Linked DNA regions of Homo sapiens: all the other regions are linked to region 1. The links are chromatin contacts, found by Hi-C or POLR2A ChIA-PET in ENCODE. All regions are on one chromosome and are shown on one strand. The core of a region is the stretch at or near the end of the contact, and the rest is flanking DNA. Distances in the headings are between cores, read along the strand shown.

Region 1 (2,526 bases), core at 7-2,506:
AACTCTTTAGGAAACCAAAATCAGATGTATTATTACAGCTAAGGACAAGGGAAGGTCTATGACTTTTAAAAAATGGCTTTTCTTCCAGTACCATACAAGTCTGACAGAGAAACGTGGAACAAGTTGCCTGTCTTAAAAGGACAGAGATGACATTTTCAGACACCTTCAAGTGCAAACAAGTGGCTCTTTCCATTGAGGATTCAGCAGTGAAGTTATGATATCTAGCCCAGAAGCTAAATGTTGGATTTGCAAATACAGTTTATTTTATATAATTCAACATCATAAACAGCAGGCATCTGCTGCTCTGCTTACTGCCCCCTGCCCCGGCCAGTTTTCCCCTCCCCTGTGCAGACTCTGTAGAGGAAGCAGTGATGCAGCCCTATGGCTTTGAAGTGAGATGAGTTCTTCTAATTCCGCTATGAGCTCATTCTTGTCAAACTCTTCCAGACCCTGCAGGTCTTGAAATCGTTGTTAAAATCTCCTCTGCAAGTTCTTGCTGGTCAGCAACATCCTGCATTAACTCCTCGACTCGACCCGTGGCGTCCTGGGGGTCAGGCCGCCCTCGTAAGCCTTACTCCCTCCCACCCCAAACAGCTTCCTGGATACCTGAACACTGATTTGGTTGCTGTTCCAGTGTCTGCTTCCAGACCCCTCCAATATTTCTTAAAGTATATTTCATTTCTTTAAGGTTTTCAGGGACCCATTTTCTTCCCTTATTTTTGCTCCATATTTTTATGCCTGCATAATTCTTGTCCTACTGGCCAGATTGTAGCTTTTGGGAGTGAACAGTAAGAATGGAATGCCTTGAATTTGCATTGGGCGAGCTGGAGATTAAATTTATTTTCTTTCCTCTATAAGGCCCCAATTTGTGTGTGTGTGTATTTTAGTAAGAATGCAGTGCCAGCCTCACACCTTAATGTACTGTAAAATGTCTCATTTACCTGTCCTCTTTTTTTGGCTGTTTTTCCTTTTCCTTTTTTACACCTGTTTGCTCCACATGATTCCAAAGAGATGAGAAACAATTTATTTGAGCTTTTGTGTTGCTTATTGTCAGTCTGAAAAACAATTGCCAATAAACTGTATTGATTCATATCATTAAACATACATGGACTCACACATACACACGCAATCAAATTTTAGTGTGACCAAATTGCAAAATATGTCTTCAGCATGGTTGCCTTGTCAGTGACCAGCTGAGACTGCTGATACAGGGCCCAGCATACGTATGCTCCTTGGCTGTACTGACCAGCTGGCATGTGGCACCATGCTGGCACAGGGTCCTGTCAGTCAGCCCCACAGGCATGCCATTCACCCAGAATTAGAACCAAAGGGAAGATCTTTTTTTTGTACACTGTTAGCAGAAGTGACCTTTCCCAATGGCTTAGAATAATTTTGTAAGTGCGAAGGAGAGCCATTTATTAGCATAAGTTCTTCAACAGCCTTATTTAAGGCTAGAACCCGGTGATTTTTAATTGCAAATATTGGCTGTGAATTGCTGGAAGGTGTAATAATGTTATTCCTGTTTTGAAATTCCATTACACAGGACTGAGTCAAAGAGCGTCTGTGAGTCACCTGAATTTCTCTCCTGGGCAGCCACACATTTGATTTTGAATCATTGTGCTGCCTTGGATCCAAGGAGAGGCCCACTGTTGTTTTCACCTCTAGCCCTTGTCATCCTCTCTAGTTCTGTTTTAATGATGAGGGATGGTAAACTGGGCTGGGAATCAAGAGATGAATATTTGGACTACATTTCTACCGCAATGAGTTGCATGACCTGTGATTAGATAGGCTGGGATTTAATGGTAATTCACTGAAAAATTGCCATACCAGTTATCACCATGTCACCCAAAGATGTCCAGGATTTAGGATTTATCATTCATTTAATAGTCACAACAAACAAAACAAAATACACTCAAGGCCAAATCCACATCTGGTTGGGAATCCTAGTATCTCTGTGGTGGGGGTAGGGTTAAACTGTTCCTGGCACATTTTTCTTTGCTTTCCTAACCTTGATTTCCTGCTTCTGTTAAATTCTTATTCCCTGTTTGCATCTCACCTCCTGGCCATTTTTTTTCCTTTTCTATTTTTGTCATTAATTCCATATATGGAAGACAACTTTGTCTTTAATTTTCCACCAATTTCTTTTACCCAAGACAGTGTATCTTGCAGATTTTTACTGAAAGTCTGGCATAAAGTGTGTGTATGTGTGTGGGCGGGTGGGTGGTGGTGCTAGAAGTTGAATTGCATATTCCCCTAACCCCAAATTCATGTGTTTATGTTTTAATCTTCAGTACCCCAGAATGAGACCGCATTGAGAGATAAGGGTCTTTAAAGAGGTAATTAAAGTTAAATGAAATAATTGAGATGGGCCCTAATTCAATATGACATGTGTCCTTATAAGAAGGGGAGATTTGGACATGGACACACAGAGAAAAAGAACATGTGGAGACCCAGGAAAAAGCCATCTCCAAGCCAAGGAGAGAGGTCCCAGAAGAAACCCACCTTGCCAACACCTTGATCTTAGGC
Region 2 (2,526 bases), core at 7-2,506, 880 kb before region 1:
GCATGCCTCCCTTAGCTTTCTTTTTGTAGCACATCTCTCTCACACACACACACACACATGCACACACACAAGCACACACACACAAACAACATACAACCTGAGAACAGAATAGATGTGGCAAATCCATCGGCAGCGCAGGTATCCCAATTACTAAGTCTCTCTTTAACAGAGGATCCAAGGGGTGTAGTGCATGAACAGGTAACTAGCTGGGGACAGAAAATAGAGCCCATCCACACAACCATAGAATCTGAAGGAGGAAGGGAGGTGGACACAGGGAAAATAGCTGGACTTAAAGTCAGGTCATTAGATCGCTCTGTTGTGTGAGTCACTTTCCCTCTGGGCCCTCAACTGTCCCTCTCTGCAAAGCAATAGGATAAGGCTGGATGGCATTTAGGTCTTCTACGAGTTCTAATATGCTCATTCTATGGCTGTAACATAATCTGGGTCACGGCTGCTTCCTGTTTGCCCTCTCATTCAGCCTGGCTGGTCCTGGACCTCGATGCTCCTACTCCCTTTACTGTCCATCCACCCAGCCTAGAACACACACACTGTTAAGATCAAAAGAAGGAGCCTGAAATGGAGACAAGATTACTCTATTTGTCTTAAGCAAATCCTATAACCTCTGTGGGCCTTCATTGCCTTTTCAGTCAAATGATGGCCATCTGAAGGATATTCAGATGGGGTAGTGAGTAAAGGGATCTCTACAAGCCCTTCCAGCTGTTCCAATGTAACTTCCCTAAAGAAGGTTACTTTTATTTGTGTACTTCTTTCAGCAGCTCTCTCCCATACTCAAAAACCTTTGGTGACTCCCCATTTTCATAAATGCCAAACCCAAAAGCCACTGCCTGTCCTTCAGAGCACCTTTTAATCTAGCTGCAGTTTTCTTGCCCAAACTCGTTTCACTCTATACTTATTGCCCGCCATCCCTCACCTCAAACTCACTAGTCCAGCCAGGTTTTTCCACAAACACATGTAACCTCAATCCCAGTTTTTTCCCCACTCCCATGCTGCTTCTTTATTCATGAGCCTGACACATGGTAGGCCCTCAATACAGGTTTGTGGCTTGACTGTTAAAGCATTCTCTCTCCCACATCCAAACCTCATCCCAGTTTCCAAGGAACAGATTAGGCCTTACCCCATCTGTGAGGCTTGCCCTGGTTGCTGTGAATTACATGATCATGCTCTCTAATCTACAGAATTTATGACGTGACACACAATTTAGGACTGACAGTCATGACCTCTTAATCACTGTTGAAAGTGTGGGGAGGGAAATTTACTACCCCTTATGAGTAAACATTCTGAAGACGAGTAACAAGGCTTCTATTTCTTTATAATTACCACATCACCTAATCCCACACTGAATCCTTGAGAGGTACTCAGGAAATATTAGACCGAAAGGCTGGGAGGTGCTCCAAGAACATTTCCTAACCAGGATGAATATCATTCCTATTGTACAATCTCCACTTGGCAAAATGCACATCTTTCAAGAGGAAATTCAAACGCCAGTTCAATGTGGCCTTTTCTCTATCCTGCTAGGCAGAGCTTGCCTTTTCCCTTCTTACAAATGTCTATCTGTACTTCTCTCATTGCTATAACTATTCGTTTATATATCTGTCTCTCCACCTAAACAATAAATTATTTTCCTTGAGGAAAATTTTAAAAAATTTACTTTTGTTATAATTCCATGCTCAGTACCATTCCCATAATATAATAAATGTTTAATAATGTTGAACGAATGTATAGAAAATATGCACATGCCCTCTAGGAAAACAGTGCATTTGTGCTTTATTTTCTCTCTCTCTGAACTTGGTGAAATCAATTTTTGACAAATTGAGATGAAGAACTAATATGAGGCTTGGCATCCACTTTGCAAGTTTATGATCTAAGTTGCATACAGAGTTAAAGGACAGAATTATCCATGGGATTATAATATTTATGACAAGTCTTCTCCACTATGACCTTTAGTAGTCCTGGGTGGCTATGCATGGATACTGCACTGTCTGGCTTTTGAAATCCACATAAAAGAATCATTAAGTATTTAAAAGCCACCATTAAGAAATTAAAAGAGTTAATATGTTAGAAAGTATAAAGATTTTATTTGTTACAATATCTTCTGTGGGGTGGTCCACAGAATGCGGTAAGATATAAATGGGGAGCTACTTTTAACACCACACGTGTACCTCTCATCATCACTATCTACTTTGAACTTTGTTTGTTTGTTTGTTTGTTTGTTTTGAGATGGAGTCTCGCTCAATGTTGCCCAGGCTGGAATGAGGTGGCGTGATCTCGGCTCACTGCAACCTCCACCTCCCACATTGAACCAATTCTCCTGCCTCAGCCTCCCAAGTAGCTGGGATTACAGGCGTATGCCACCTTGCCCAGCTAATTTTTGTATGTTTAGAAGTGACAGAGTTTCACCATGTTGGCCAGGCTGGTCTCAAACTCCCGATCTCAAGTGATCCGCCCACCTTGGCCTCCCAAAGTGTTAGGATTACAGGCACAAGCCACCGCACCCAGCCTCTATTA
Region 3 (2,526 bases), core at 16-2,515, 830 kb before region 1:
GGTAAGAGGAAGATGAAAAATAATTCACCCAAACTATTAAGACTTTAGGCTCAACTGGGAAACATGAAAACAGCTATCTCAACAAGATCTGGTTTTATCTGAAAATGAATATATATATATATACGTAATCATCAGATGTAATAAACCCTGAAAAAACCTTTGAGTTTCTCATCGGCTCAGGAGTGGTCAGTCTGACTCCTAGAAAAAGAAGTGAAGCTGTTCCTATGGCTATAGCAAGAAGTGTAAATCAGGTATGAGTATGATTTAACTACATAATTTAAGCGGAGGCCTACCACCAAAATGCGGACTATTAATTATGTTAGAAACGAGCAGGTTCAGCTTGGCTTGCTATTCCAGAGGGTTAAAGGAAAGGCAAGTTTTAGCATTAGTATCATTAAAGCCATAAAGAAAAGGGGTAAGGGTAAGTAGATACTATCCAGGTGATGGACTTTCAGGATGGACTTATAACTACAGAGCTGTGATAGGACCTAGGAGCACCAGACACTGAGTTAGAGAGGGCGAGCCACACCTCTACTCAGGCGAGAATCAGAATAATGCTGATGACCATCCACTGGGCACCTTCCAAAGCCAGGCCTGGTCCTAGACTTTTAATGCACATTACCTCCTTTCAAAACCCTCACAACGGCCCTGGAAGGAATTATCCCATTTTGCAGCTGAGAAAACAGGTTCAAAGTGGTTAAGCAAGTAAGTAGCAGAGCTGACGAATTTCGGCTTAAGACTGGGCCTCTTCCTCGGCACACCTCTCTGATGAGGTGAGGTTAGGGTTGTTCTATTGCAGAAAAATAACACAGCAGCTGAAAAGTTCAGGGATGAAGCGGGGCAGTCAGCAGAAAGAGAAAGGACACAAGAAACCTGCCCCTCCTCCCTGCTGCCTCATCTCCTTGGTCACAAACAAGCTCTCTTTCTCCTCCTCCCTCTCCCCCAGTCATGAGGGAGATCAGAACAGAGGGGAGAAGTAAAGGAGGTCTGTCAAGACCCTGCCCTGGCCCCCACTAAGAGCCACTATTCAAGTCTGGCCAGATGAACTGTGACTTGCTCCAGGGTCACAGATTTCCAGGGGGCCTCCTTGGCATTCATCCCTAAAAACCTTGCAATTGGGCCTCTCAGGCTTCCAGGGACATGTGGAATGGATTATGTTTCTAATCATAACACTGTCCAAGCTGTCTTCAAATAAGGAACTTGTGAGAGAAACAACCCAAATTAGGAAACCAACGTAGGCACGGCAGGAGTGGCCTTCAACCTCTCCCACACGCTGCCAACATTCTTCTCCTCTTGCCTGATACTGTCATTTAAGCATCCTGCTAACTGACAGAATTTTTCACAAGGCAATCTCTGTTTTTGGAGAACTTGTACCAGGTTTATTTATAATTGTCCTATTTCCAAGCATCAAATTTGTTATTTTCGCTGCTGCTTTTATTATTGGGAAACACTCTCCCCTCACCCAAAGACTCTGGTCCTCTTGAATTTTATTTTCTAGAAAAATCACCAGGCTCCTGAGTCTCAGAATCTCTTACTGAATAATTAGCAGAGTCACCATCAGCTCTGCGGGATTCATAGTGGGTATTTATGCATGCTCACTCTTCACTATCGCCTCTGACTGCAGCTCCAAATCTTTGAATTTGGGATATGAATGATCTGAATGATCCTCCTCCCAGCGGTATCTCATGCACATTCCGTCGTCAACTAGAGACCTGCCTCAGATCCTGCTAGGTGCCTCAAACCCCAAGCTTTACCCTAGTTCCTAATTTATCTCCCACAGCTAAGGTATCTCTTTAACAAAATAAAGACATTTGAGTCAACAATAATAAACAGCCTGGGCTGGGCACAGTGGCGCATGCCTGTAATCCCAGCACTTTGAGAGGCTGGGGTGAATTGCTTGAGCTCAGGAGTTCCAGACCAGCCCAGGCAACATGGCAAACCCTGTCTCAACAAAAAATGCAAAGATTAGCCAGGCGTAGTGGTGAGCATCTGTAGTCCCAGCTACTTCAGAGGTTGAGGTGAGAGGATCACTGGAGCCTGGGAGGTCAAGGCTGCAGTGAGCCGAAATCGTTCCACTGCACTCCAGCCTAGGCAACAGACAAAATTAGAACCATAATTATGATAAACACCTGCCCCCATAGGGCAGGTACTATCATTTTAATTTTCCAGTTAAGGAAACTGAGGCACAGAGCAATTAGCTTGTTAAAGATCCCACAGCTAGTAAAATAGTCAGATTTTGAACTATAATAATCATCACTGGTACACAGATTCTCTCTCTCTCTCTCTCTCTCTCTCTCATTCTTTCACTCCCTTTTTAAAAAGCCTTTTGCTTGTAAATAATTTCAAACTTACAAAAATTGGCAAGAATAAGAATAGTACAAAGAACACTGACATACTATTTACTCAGATTTATCTGTTAATATTTACCCTATTTGCTTTATCATTTGCACTCTCCATCTCATCTCTATCTACATAAATAAAATTTTATATTATACAACACATATTACATAATCTAATAAATAGATA

What was found. Hi-C counts contacts between places; a loop is a spot of excess contacts on that map. ChIA-PET counts read pairs that join two places held with the same protein, here RNA polymerase II (POLR2A). Pooled maps may share reads with other maps.
Region 2: a map of gastrocnemius medialis shows a loop between it and region 1 (4-fold over the local background). The contact joins two enhancer-like sites. A Hi-C loop is called at or near these places in 1 of 168 maps with a recorded cell type or tissue (gastrocnemius medialis) and 1 of 50 pooled maps. POLR2A ChIA-PET finds 5 or more read pairs at or near these places in 2 of 52 experiments (BJ and activated T-cell).
Region 3: a map of gastrocnemius medialis shows a loop between it and region 1 (9-fold over the local background). The contact joins two enhancer-like sites. A Hi-C loop is called at or near these places in 2 of 168 maps with a recorded cell type or tissue (K562 and gastrocnemius medialis), 1 of 37 single-sample maps with no recorded cell type and 3 of 50 pooled maps. POLR2A ChIA-PET finds 5 or more read pairs at or near these places in 1 of 52 experiments (AG04450).

The regions. Positions count from the first base shown.
Region 1 is chr3:176,950,046-176,952,571 of GRCh38, reverse strand. No RefSeq gene overlaps it. Among named protein-coding and RNA genes, the nearest start is that of TBL1XR1-AS1, 86 kb to the left of the region's middle. Within about 2 kb of position 1,256, at least 6 of the 41 ENCODE cell types and tissues checked have a DNase peak (open chromatin) inside an H3K27ac peak, as active enhancers do; they include gastrocnemius medialis, where a contact is called at or near this core.
Region 2 is chr3:177,829,386-177,831,911 of GRCh38, reverse strand. The region is part of intron 1 of LINC02015 (long intergenic non-protein coding RNA 2015); the gene reads right to left. Among named protein-coding and RNA genes, the nearest start is that of LINC02015, 14 kb to the right of the region's middle. Within about 2 kb of position 1,256, at least 5 of the 41 ENCODE cell types and tissues checked have a DNase peak (open chromatin) inside an H3K27ac peak, as active enhancers do; they include gastrocnemius medialis, where a contact is called at or near this core.
Region 3 is chr3:177,780,475-177,783,000 of GRCh38, reverse strand. No RefSeq gene overlaps it. Among named protein-coding and RNA genes, the nearest start is that of LINC02015, 35 kb to the left of the region's middle. Within about 2 kb of position 1,265, at least 14 of the 41 ENCODE cell types and tissues checked have a DNase peak (open chromatin) inside an H3K27ac peak, as active enhancers do; they include gastrocnemius medialis, where a contact is called at or near this core.